Regions from separate parts of the Homo sapiens genome. Here regions 1 and 3 are each linked to region 2. The links are chromatin contacts, found by Hi-C in ENCODE. All regions are on one chromosome and are shown on one strand. Each heading gives the region's core, a stretch centred on a gene start or an enhancer-like site at or near the end of the contact. The rest is flanking DNA. Distances are from core to core; before and after follow the strand shown. Region 1 has its middle 13 kb from the start of LINC01740. Region 2 holds the start of UTP25 (UTP25 small subunit processome component). Region 3 holds the start of LPGAT1 (lysophosphatidylglycerol acyltransferase 1).

What was found. A loop is a pair of places that touch in the nucleus more often than their neighbours do. Pooled maps may share reads with other maps.
Region 1: a pooled map shows a loop between it and region 2 (14-fold over the local background). The contact joins the enhancer-like site here to the promoter of UTP25 in region 2. A Hi-C loop is called at or near these places in 6 of 50 pooled maps.
Region 3: a loop to region 2 is called in a pooled map, with 6 times the contacts of the local background. The contact joins the promoter of LPGAT1 here to the promoter of UTP25 in region 2. A Hi-C loop is called at or near these places in 5 of 50 pooled maps.

Annotation. Positions count from the first base shown.
Region 1 is chr1:212,557,404-212,560,889 of GRCh38, forward strand. No RefSeq gene overlaps it. Among named protein-coding and RNA genes, the nearest start is that of LINC01740, 13 kb to the left of the region's middle. RefSeq lists enhancers at 1,087-1,824, 1,204-1,333, 1,834-1,973 and a silencer at 1,394-1,663. Within about 2 kb of position 1,633, at least 38 of the 41 ENCODE cell types and tissues checked have a DNase peak (open chromatin) inside an H3K27ac peak, as active enhancers do.
Region 2 is chr1:209,826,091-209,829,645 of GRCh38, forward strand. It overlaps UTP25 (UTP25 small subunit processome component), which reads left to right and starts at 1,882. Exons shown (of 12, transcript NM_014388.7): 1 at 1,882-2,080. The coding sequence starts at 1,974. RefSeq lists an enhancer at 1,922-1,971.
Region 3 is chr1:211,829,513-211,833,009 of GRCh38, forward strand. It overlaps LPGAT1 (lysophosphatidylglycerol acyltransferase 1), which reads right to left and starts at 1,251. Exons shown (of 8, transcript NM_014873.3): 1 at 1,061-1,251. LPGAT1-AS1 (LPGAT1 antisense RNA 1) reads left to right here and starts at 1,449. Exons shown (of 6, transcript NR_135820.1): 1 at 1,449-1,528; 2 at 1,744-1,900. RefSeq lists a silencer at 676-1,435.

The sequences.
Region 1 (3,486 bases), core at 383-2,882, 2.7 Mb after region 2:
ACCAATTTGTAAATAACACATTATCTGCAAAGTGCAATAAAGTGAGACACAATAAAATGAGGTATGCCTGTATATCCTATTGGTACTGTTTCTCTGGAGAATCCTAATACAACCTGCTTTCAAATCAATTTAAGACCCTCCCCCCATAAGCATTACATTGAGGAAAATGTGGTTGCAACTTTGTCCTACAAATTAGGACAAAGAGACCTTTGTTGCCATATAACAATATTAAAAAACCAGTATGCCTACCTCTGGATGTATTTGCTACAAATACCAGTATTAGATTGTAATTGCCAATCCTTTAAAACCAGTTTTAAGATGGATATAAAGCCCTAAAAATCTTGCAGCTTCCACATGCACATCTGAAAAACTTCCAATTTACAAAGGACATTGTGGTATTTTTGGAAAACAAAGGAAAATGACACATACTAATTTCTGTCATTTATTCACGTCATAATCCCCAAAGCTACCTTTATTCCACGACTCTTTCCACCATTTTCCTACAGTCAGCTTTTTTTAAGGCTATAGCCTTTAAAAACTTGAAACAGAAAATTTTAAGGATGCAACCATTAGAAAATGTTCCCATACTACCATTTAACATTCCCCATTTATCATTATGTTTACTATCGTGTAATTTCCAACATAATATTATGAGGTCAAAGGCTCTACGAACGCCGTTTTACAATCTACCTAGGGAGGCAATGGCTGTGAAACACACCACACCAATGACAGGAATGCGGGTCACTGTGACACAACGGATCCCTCTGCAAAGTCAAAGCTAAGAGTTCACTTTACGCTGACGGAGCTTCTTTCCAGGACCCCCACCCCCACCCAAGGACAGGAGAGTGTCGATTTCCCAAGGTGTCTGGCACTGCTTCTTGAAAACGCAGCTCTCATCTGGTTCCTGGAAGGTCATACTGGTTCGCGCAGGGCTCGGGACGGGGCGCTTGGCTTCTGAGGCACCCGCGCTGGCTCCTCACCCGGTGACCTTCAGGCCTCTGCGCTTGGCCTGACCCTAGAAGGGCCACCGCCCTTCACAGCGGGCGGGCACCGTCCCTCCCACGGCCCCGCCGACTGCTGACGCGGTGGCCCCAAGGGTCCAGGCCCGCACTTGCCCCACTCCCGCGGCGCCGTCCCCCATAGTCGGTCCCCGAGGGCCGCGCCCAGCTCCTGCTCGGATTTCAGCCCGCACCGCACCCCAGCCGCCAGGGAACCTTCCAGAACCCTGCCCCTCTGGCTTTCTCCCGAAAGCCCAGGGTCGCCGTCCAGGAAGAAACTTCGATTCATTTATTGAGCGCCGACTGTGTCCAAGGCCGAGGGAGGGGCGGGGTTTCCACGCGGGGAGACCCCCTAGGTTCTCGCCTCGGTAAGCGCCCGCGTTCCAGCACCTCGAGTCGCCCGCGGGCCCCCACCCCTCGGGCCGGGCCCGGTCCTCGAGGAAAACCCACGGCGGGGCAGGAAGGAACGAGGAGAGCCACGCTCCTTGCCCGCCTCGTCCCCTCCACTCCCCTTCACCTCACGGGACCCCAGGGAAGCCGCCGGAGCTAAAATTAGCAACCCGCGCAGCGCGCGCTCACGTGCGCGCGGCCCGGCGGGGGCGGGGAGCAAGGGGCGCGGTCCGGGTGAGTCACCGGCCCCGCCCCACTCGCCAAGAACGCGCTGACGTCAGCCGCTTCCCCGAAGGGTGACGTAAGCGCGCCACGGGGAGGCCGAGGCAGCTGATAGAATGTTCTGAGTTTCGATGCCTTAAAGGGACCAGGCCTGGGATCGTGAAACATCTGGGGAAACGACTCCACTCACTCACCTGCAGACTGAGAGCCCATCTTGTACCGTGTTATACTTTAAGAGAGTTGACTGTTGAGATGATGATGAAAACGGAAGAACAACTGAGCCTAGTTGGAGGCTCTTTGAAGTCCCAGAACCTCCTCCTGGAAGCCCTCTTTGGTTAACCAGATGGACATCTCAGTTGCCCTCTGAGCCTGAACCAAGTGTCAGGAAGAGTTTTCTATGGCCCTTGACTCCTTAACTCTTTGCTTATAGCGTCTCTGCTCTCTGATGCCTCTGCTGTCAGAGAAAGGCTGTGGTTTAAATATTTATTTATGAATCCATCAGCTTGGGCCAACTAGGTCCATTTATCACCGTTTTGACTGTGTCTAAACTGTCATTAGTGGTGTGACTAGAAACCAGTTAATTTCGCTGGGTGGTAAATTCGTGGACTGATCTCCAAACCCTCCTACTGTGCTAATGTTGCCAATGGAAGTTTCCAGAGGCCAGGATCCCTGGCCAACACGTGATCGTAAACAACATCAGGGCCTCACAGGGAACTCACAATTTACTGAGGTTTGCTCTGTGCCAGGTGTTTTCATGATCCTCCATCCCCTTGTCGTTTAGTCCTCTTCTCTGAGTCCTCCCCATTTTACTGATGAGGACGGAAATCGAGGCACACGATTAAGCGTTTCCCTGGGTCACACAGCTAATGAATGGCGAGCTGGAAGTCAGTCCCAGGTCATCAGACTCCGAAGTCCATGGTTTTGGTGATGAAGGTGGGCTGTGAAATGTGTGTCTTATTCTATGCATGTGAGTCCGCTGGAACCAACTTTTCCACTTGGAACACAATCTCAGTGCCTTTCAGCAGGTAACCGGCGCCAGACCAGATCTCCAGAGATGGAGGTGGTCGGCCTCAGGGCCCAGCCATGAGAAGGTGTATGAGGAGGCATCGCATCAGGCGCCCACCCTGTGCTTGCAGGGCCTGACCATGAGCGCCGCCTTCAGTTTTACACCTTAGGCACCCCACTTGGCTCCCCTTCGTCCCAGCCCTGCCAGACCCACCCTTGACTCTGTGTTTCCTTTCTGGAAACTCGAGAGGCCATTTCTACTTAAAGAGTCCTCACCTGGCCTACCAGCGACCAGATCTGCCCAAGTGCAGAAGAAACACTTGGTTATCTCCTCTTTCATCGTCCCCGCTCGAGCATAAAACAACAGAAAGTTTCCTATCGGAACAGCATGCTTGTGCCAAAAACAAATTAGAAACAACAACAACTTCTCAAAATTTTGAGCAAAATGATGGTGACCGTGTTCTGGAAATGGAGCAAAGTGAGTGAGCCACTGTCACTGTTACATCTGACAATCACTACTGGTACTTGGCTAAATATTGCAGCCACCTCTTCAGGCTACACATGTCAGGTGTACCAGAAGCACCTTCCGCCTCCAGCTCACTTCTGGGAGATATTTAGAGCTGACTCCTCTCCCCTCCCCAGTCTCCAGCCACCAGCAAGCTCTCTCCTTGGTGTCCCCAGCTCCTGCCCCTCATGCTGATAGAAGCATTGCCCGCTGTTCTTCCTGTTCTTACAGGTTTCCTAGTGCCTGTGACCAAACACCTTGTGTGTGCTCCCCAGGAGAGAAAACCGCTAGCAGCCTCAGGTATTGTTGGGGGTGGGGAGGATGGGGGTTCTGTGGGGACAGGAACTTCTTCCTCTGTATTGGGGG
Region 2 (3,555 bases), core at 632-3,131:
AAGAAAGTGGCTGCCTCTGGGGAGGGAAACTGGGGCACTTGGGATATGTTGGGAGGGGGAAAAAGGATGGCTCTTTATTGCTATAGCCAAGTTATACTGTGGTCAGCACCTTAAAATATATGATGACATCTTGCAAACAGGCTTTTGTTGACCTAAGTGACTGTACCTTTTATCTTGAAATTACATAGAAGACAAATGGCTATTTATGGGTTCCTTGGCTGGCCCAGCTGCTGGGCACCACCCGCTCTGTTTGCATGTGTTCCTCATATTCTCCGGCCCTGTCCTCCCATCCCCACCCCAGCCTCTCCGAATCTAATTAGGAATAGTAGATGGTCACTAGAACTGACAAGAATCGCATTCTAATGGTTTTATTACAACTTCTATGGTGTGACACAGTATCAGGGAAAACCCAAATTTCCCACAGTAGCACTCCAATAGCAGAGCTATTATTTTGCTTCTCATTTCTCTCATTTTGGACGCTCCTGTTTTACCGTAAATATTCAAGTGAATTCTGCGGCTTATGATTTAAGCACTCTGTTTCTATAGAACATGGTAGCATAAGTTACTATTAGGAAAAGGATCTCACCATCTTTATCCTGTGGTCTCAAGCAGCCCTGCACACTTGCAAATCCCTAGAATACTGAGTCTACTTTTATATTTTTGCTTTTTCCTGTTTATTTAGGTGTTATTTAAATACATTAAAATTCACCCATTTTAACTGTACAGTTTAACTTTTCTTATGTATACAAGGTGTAACTACTAGCATGATCAAAATGTAAGATGGTTCCTTTACCTTCAAAAGCTTTTCCATCCCCTTTTGTCCGAGTTCAGTTATGAGACACTGGATTGGGTTTCACAGCCTTTTCTAGCATTGACTGGGGTGATTTCAGTAAAGTCACTTTACCTCTCTAGATGTGTTTCTGCTGTTGTTAAATGGGGAATGCTGGAACAGATTTGTTTGCGGGGACTCTTCCAATACTTTCAGAAAATGCGAGAATAGGGTGAGGGTGGGAATCTCAGACTTGTGGGCCCCATGATTGATATAACACACACAGGCGGCAGACCCTAATGGGTAAAAGCATGTGGTTGCATCAGTTAAGGTTTTTCTCTCTTCTCTTGCTAGCGTGTTATCTTTTCTTTTCTTTTCTTCTTTTTTTTTTTTTTCGAGATGGAGTCTAGCTTTTGTCGCCCAGGCTGGAGTAGGCTGGAGTGCAGTGGAGTGATCTCGGCTCATTGCAACCTCCACCTCCCGGGTTCCAGCGATTCTCCTGCCTCACCTCCTGAGTAGCTGGGATTACAGGCGCCCGCTACCACGCCCGGCTGATTTTTGTACTTTTAGTAGAGACGGGGTTTCACCATGTTTGGCCATGCTGGTCTCGAACTCCTGACCTCAGGTGATCCGCCCATCTCGGCCTCCCAAAGTGTTGAGATTACAGGCGTGAGCCACCGCGCCCGGCCGCTAGCGTGTTATCTTTTCTAAGCATCAGTTTCCTTATCTGCAACACCAGGCTTATTAACAAGACCTATCTGTACACTGTTGTGGTGATGAAGTGAGATGTTCAGGCACCCTTAAATGTTGGTTGATATTTTTATTGCAGTATACTGTAAAGTCACTGCATTCGACTATCTCCGCTACTACACATTTACGCAGACTGATTTCCATAACCAAAACACAAGCACAAAGCTCATGCCCCCGACTCACGCAACCCGGGAAGCCCAGCTGCCCACGTTCTAGGGCTCTGAGAACACTAGTGAACGAACTCCCGTGCTTTCAAAGAGCTGCGGTAGGGGGCAGAACCGGGAACCGGATGTTCTAAGCCTGTCGTACGAGCGCGACGTAAAGCGGATCTGCTTTATGGCACCTTGCTTTCGCCGTAAAGCGCAGTCAGCGAGCCCACGTGCTTGTGTTGACTGGACAACTTCCTGGTGGAAAACCGCGACTCTTGCAAGTGGGCAAACTTGACGTTTTCGCTATGGGCAAACGCGGGAGCCGGAGCCAGAGCCAGCTACTCAACACCCTAACTAAAAAGCAGAAGAAACATCTTCGAGATTTCGGCGAGGAGCATCCCTTCTATGACAGGTCTGAAGGGGCGTGGCAGGGCTCCCCAGTCGCCAGAGATGTATCCTCGAGTTTGGTCCTCTGGTCTCCCAGATAGTGCTGCTCCGGCCTTTTCCCACTATTCCCTGGCTCCCGCTGTGCTCGGCCGGGGAGATTCTGGCGCCATCCCGCCGGGAGATGGAGTGCTTCACGGGCCTTTTTGTTGAGCCTGTAATTTCCTGCTAAGAGGCACGCCCGTTGTGTGGGGGAGGATTTTTTTTTTTTTTTTAAGACGGTGTTTCGCTCTGTCGCCCAGGCTGGAGTGCAATGGCGCGATCTTGGCTCACTGCAACCTCTGTCTCCTCCCGGGTTCAAGCGATGCTCCTGCCTCAGCCTCCCGTGTAGCTGGGATTACAGGCGCCCGCCACCAAGCCCGGCTGATTTTTTGTATTTTTAGTAGAGATGGGGTTTCACCATGTTGGCCAGGCTGGTCTTGAACTCCTGACCTCAGGTGATCCACCCACCTCGGCCTCCCAAAGTGCTGGGATTACAGGCGTGAGCCACCGCGCCCAGCTATGGGGGCGGATTTTTGTGTGGTCAGAGATCTAGGAATTTTTTGTAGACACACATATATATATGTATATATATAATTTTTTTTTTTTAAGACAGAGTCTCGCTTTGTCGCCCAGGCTGGAGTGCAGTGGCGCGATCTCAGCTCACTGCAACCTCCGTCTCCCGGGCTTAAGCGATTCTCCTGCCTCAGCTTCCCGTGTAGCTGGGATTACAGGCGCCCGCCATCACACCCGATCAATTTTTTGTATTTTTAGTTGAGACGGGGTTTCACCATGTTAGCTAGGGTGGTCTCGAACTACTGACCTCGGGTGATCTGCCCGCCTTGGCCTCCCAAAGTGCTGGAATTACAGGCGTGAACCACCGCGCTTGGCCTGTTTTTATAATTATTTTTAACTTACATAAAATGATTGTACATATTTGTGGGATACAGTGTGATATTTTGATAACAATACATGTACCCAATGTGTAATGATCAAATCCGGGTAATTAGCATATTCATCATCTCAAACATCAATTCTTTGCGTTGGGAACATTGAAAATCCGCTCTTCTAGCCATTTGAAAATATACAATAAATTGTTAGTTATAGTCACATCATATGTTGTGTGTGTTTTTAAAGAATTTGTTGGGACATCATTGATCTTTGCAATTACGATAAGGAACTAAGTGTATTAGTAGTTGTGGTTTCTCTAGAAATGTCTAGGTGCAGTTATGATCTCAATGCTCATCCCACTACTTTGGGCTGCTTTGTCATCAGTTAGGGACATTCTTTTTTTCTTTTCTTTTCTTTTTTCTTTTTTTTGAGGCAGGGTCTCACTTCGTTGCCCAGGTTGGAATCCAGTGCTGCAATCCTGGCTCACTGCAGCCACCACCTCCTGGGCTCAAGCGGTCCTCCTGCCTCAGCCTTCCCAGTAGCCGAGACTACAGGTGCACAACACAACTCCGG
Region 3 (3,497 bases), core at 1-2,500, 2.0 Mb after region 2:
AGGTCAAGGGAGCTGTTCACCGAGGCACGAAGTATGTCACAATATATTTAGCAAATGATAACACAATTCCCATTCAGTAATCGGTGGCCGTCCCCGCACCGTGTCTCACTGCGGTCGTCTATTGGACTTAGAAAAATAGATCCACTCGCTTCAGACAACCTCAGGATCTCCAAACTGAAGACACAAGTGACATGACCGAAACAGGGTCCCCTCAATAAGATTTCCCAGATACTGAGGACCTCAGTCTCCTCACCACCACGATTCCTGCACACCGATGCATTCCTTTAAAAGGTCTCTGGCTCTAGCGAAGAGTTACCCTCAAAATTCTCATTTGTAGCAATAGGGTTTTTGTTTCCCTTTTTTTTTTAAGAAAAAAAATGGGGGGCCTAGAAAAAAAGCTTACAAGGTGAGAGGAAGAAAGTAGGGGGTTATAATGCGAAAAAGAGGAAGGACAGGAGTAGGGGGAAGGGAGCAAAAGCCAGAAAGAGGTAAAAGCCAAGGAACTGGGGATGAAGAGAATGAGATTTCCGACCAGAGGGCAAGGAAGCAGGGGATGATGAAAGGGGCAGAGAAGAGGCGACCGCAGCGCGGGGAGCCGGTGGAGCCTGCAGCGGTTTCCGCGGATGTGGAAGGGTCGTGGCGGCGGGCGCGGCCCGCGCGCCGGGCTCACCTCGGCGGGCGCGGACGGCGGGCGGCTGCGGAGAGCGGGGGCGGGTGTCCCCCGCCGAGGGGTCGCGGTCATGGACGCGGTGGCGGCCCAAGCGGCCCGAGGCGCTGCGCGAGCGGGCGCGCTGGCGCCCTACTCCCCTCGCGGCTGCCTGCGGACAGAGGGACGGCGGGGACTCAGAGGCCGGACCTGTCACCCGGGCGGGTCCCGGGGAGGCGGGCGGATGCCCCGCGCCCCCGCCTCCTCCCCGGGGCCTACCGCGCCCTCGTCCCTCAGGCCGCTGCCGCCTCCCCGGGCCACGCGACGACGACACCCCCTTCCCCGCCCCCAGCGCCTCCCCTGGCCCGGCTCCGCTGCCGCTCTGGGGCCTGCGACCGCGGAGCCGGAGGTTACCTCGGGCTGGCCGGGCCCCAGCCGGGGCTTTGGGAGTCAGAGGAGCCGGAAGAATGCATGGCCGGCGGCGGGGCCGGCGGAAGAAGGCGGTGGCGGGGCCCTGCCCCGCTCCGGCTGTGGCGCGGCCCGCGCCCGTTCCCCGGCGGCGCCGAGACTCGGTCCCCAAGGGCCCGGCCGCGTTCGCCCGGACTGGCGGGGAGGGGCGGCGGGAGGAAGCGGCGGGAGTCGGGACTGCGGCGGAGCCGCTCCCACAGCGCCCTCTAATGAAAGCGCCGCCGCCGCTGCCTGGCCCGCTTGCCCCGCCTGGCCCGCTCCCCCTACCCCTGCGCCAGCGAGTCGGGGCCCTCGGGGCTACCTGGACGCTCGGCCAGGACCTCAGTGAGTCCAGAACATACTGAGGGAAAGGGCCGCTCGGAAAGATCTAGGAATGAACACCCATCCTCACACCCCAGGAGTGCCTTGGTTTCAGTTGAGAGCCCCCTTTCAGCCAACACGGCCGCCTTTCATTGTTAGGGCTCTCTTCTCTGCCCAAACTAGGAACCTGTCTCCTTGACGGCTAAATGTCCACTTTTCATTCTTAATGAAACCCGGTTGCACTCATGGCTTTTCTTCTTAACCTCTGCAGTGTATTATTGTCTAGAGTTTCAAATTCATTCTTTTTACGGTCAAAAGTCTTGTTTCAGGAAAGCAGCTGGAACATTAATGGCAATTCCACTTTCCCATTCATCGCCCCCGCCCCCACCACCCCACCAAGAAACTCAGTGGGAATGAATGGTCTACACAGAGAAACTGAAATCTGGTTAGTCAAGAAGGAAAAAACAACCAAGTGCCTGGCATTAAGTAAGTACTCACCCGCCCGCCCTCCCCCGCCCGCCATAAAAAGAAAAACCGAAAAGACAAAAAACAGTGGCCATGGGAACTCCTAGACAGACCCCGTCACTTGGGATACTATAGCTGCATTCTGGTTCAAAGGCTGGACCACCTGAAGGAAAATAGAGAAATAGTCCATTGACCTACCCCCTTGAGCATTCTTAAATGATCTGCCTAAATTTTAGTTTTTAAAAATCCTGTTTATAAAACCTTATGTCCCTTAAGCACATTTGTAAATGGAGGGGATGGGGCAGGGCAGATTTCACACTCCCTAGGGAACTGCCATATTTGAATCAGAATGCCACCTATTCTGCCTATTTTGAAAATGTTCATCACAGCGTTTGCTCTGGACTCTCAACTTTCTCTAATTTCAGTTCCTCTTAGGTCCACAGGTGAAGGAAAGATATGCCCCATTCTATTCCTTGCATTCTCTCTTTATTGACAAGGTAGTAAGATCTTTAAATAAATCTCATGAGAGAGATAATATATATACTTTATTATTCAAAATATGTCATTATATTCTTCAGTAAGATAGGTGAGGTACATATTTATTTCCACAATCAAGAATAAACTCTAAGGATTCCATCTGGTCCATGCAATTCAGCTTTCCCACATGCTGCGTAAACGTTGGCTGACACCTGGAGAGAGATAACCTACAATGGGATTTACACGTGATTCCTGGATCAGGGACCATCTGCCAGAGGACCAGACACAGCAGCACTTGATGAAATGCAATTAGTACCAGGCCCAGAATTCATTTTCAGGCTCAGAAAAGAGCCAGAGGTTGGGCAGGACCTCTGGCTCTTTAGTGTACAAAAACAACACTTGAAGTGTCTACCAAAGAGACAGATTCTTCAGCATCATACCAGAACATTTTAATAATCTAGGTCCAGTGGACCTGAGAACCTGCTTTTTAAAAAGCGTCATAGGTGATTCTGATGCAAGTAGTATGCAGACCTTGCTTTAAGAAACCCTGACTTAGAGGTATTCTGAGATGATCACATTCTCTTCTAGACCCTTCATAATTTTAAATCATTTGATCATATGTGTTCTCATGTGTGTTAGTCAGCTAGAGCTGCCATAACAAAATACTGCAAACTGGGTGGCTTAAACAACAGAAACTTATTTTCTCGAAGTTCTGAAGGCCAAGATCAGAGATCAAAGTGTGGGGAGGTCTGGTTTCTTCTGAGGCCTGTCCCCTCGGCTTGCTGATCACCATCTCTCATTGCAGAATTCTGCCATTTCAGTACCTCCTTATGGAAGGAGTAGGGAATACCTAATCTCCTTGATCTTTTCAGATATCCTCATATTAACTGCTTCCAACCTCATTGGACTTTTCTTGAAACTCAACCAACAGTACAACACATTATGTTCCAGGTATAGATATGCCCTGGTTTTGTGCCAAGAGTGTAGGAGAGGGGTTATCTTCTTAACTTTCTGACCACAATATCAGTTTCAAGATAATTCAGCTGCTATAATAGATAAGAAACTGTTAGGGCTGACTTCTTAAGGGAACAATTTCAGATGATGCTTGTGTTTATTTCTTGCATTTCGAAGTTCGTTTTAG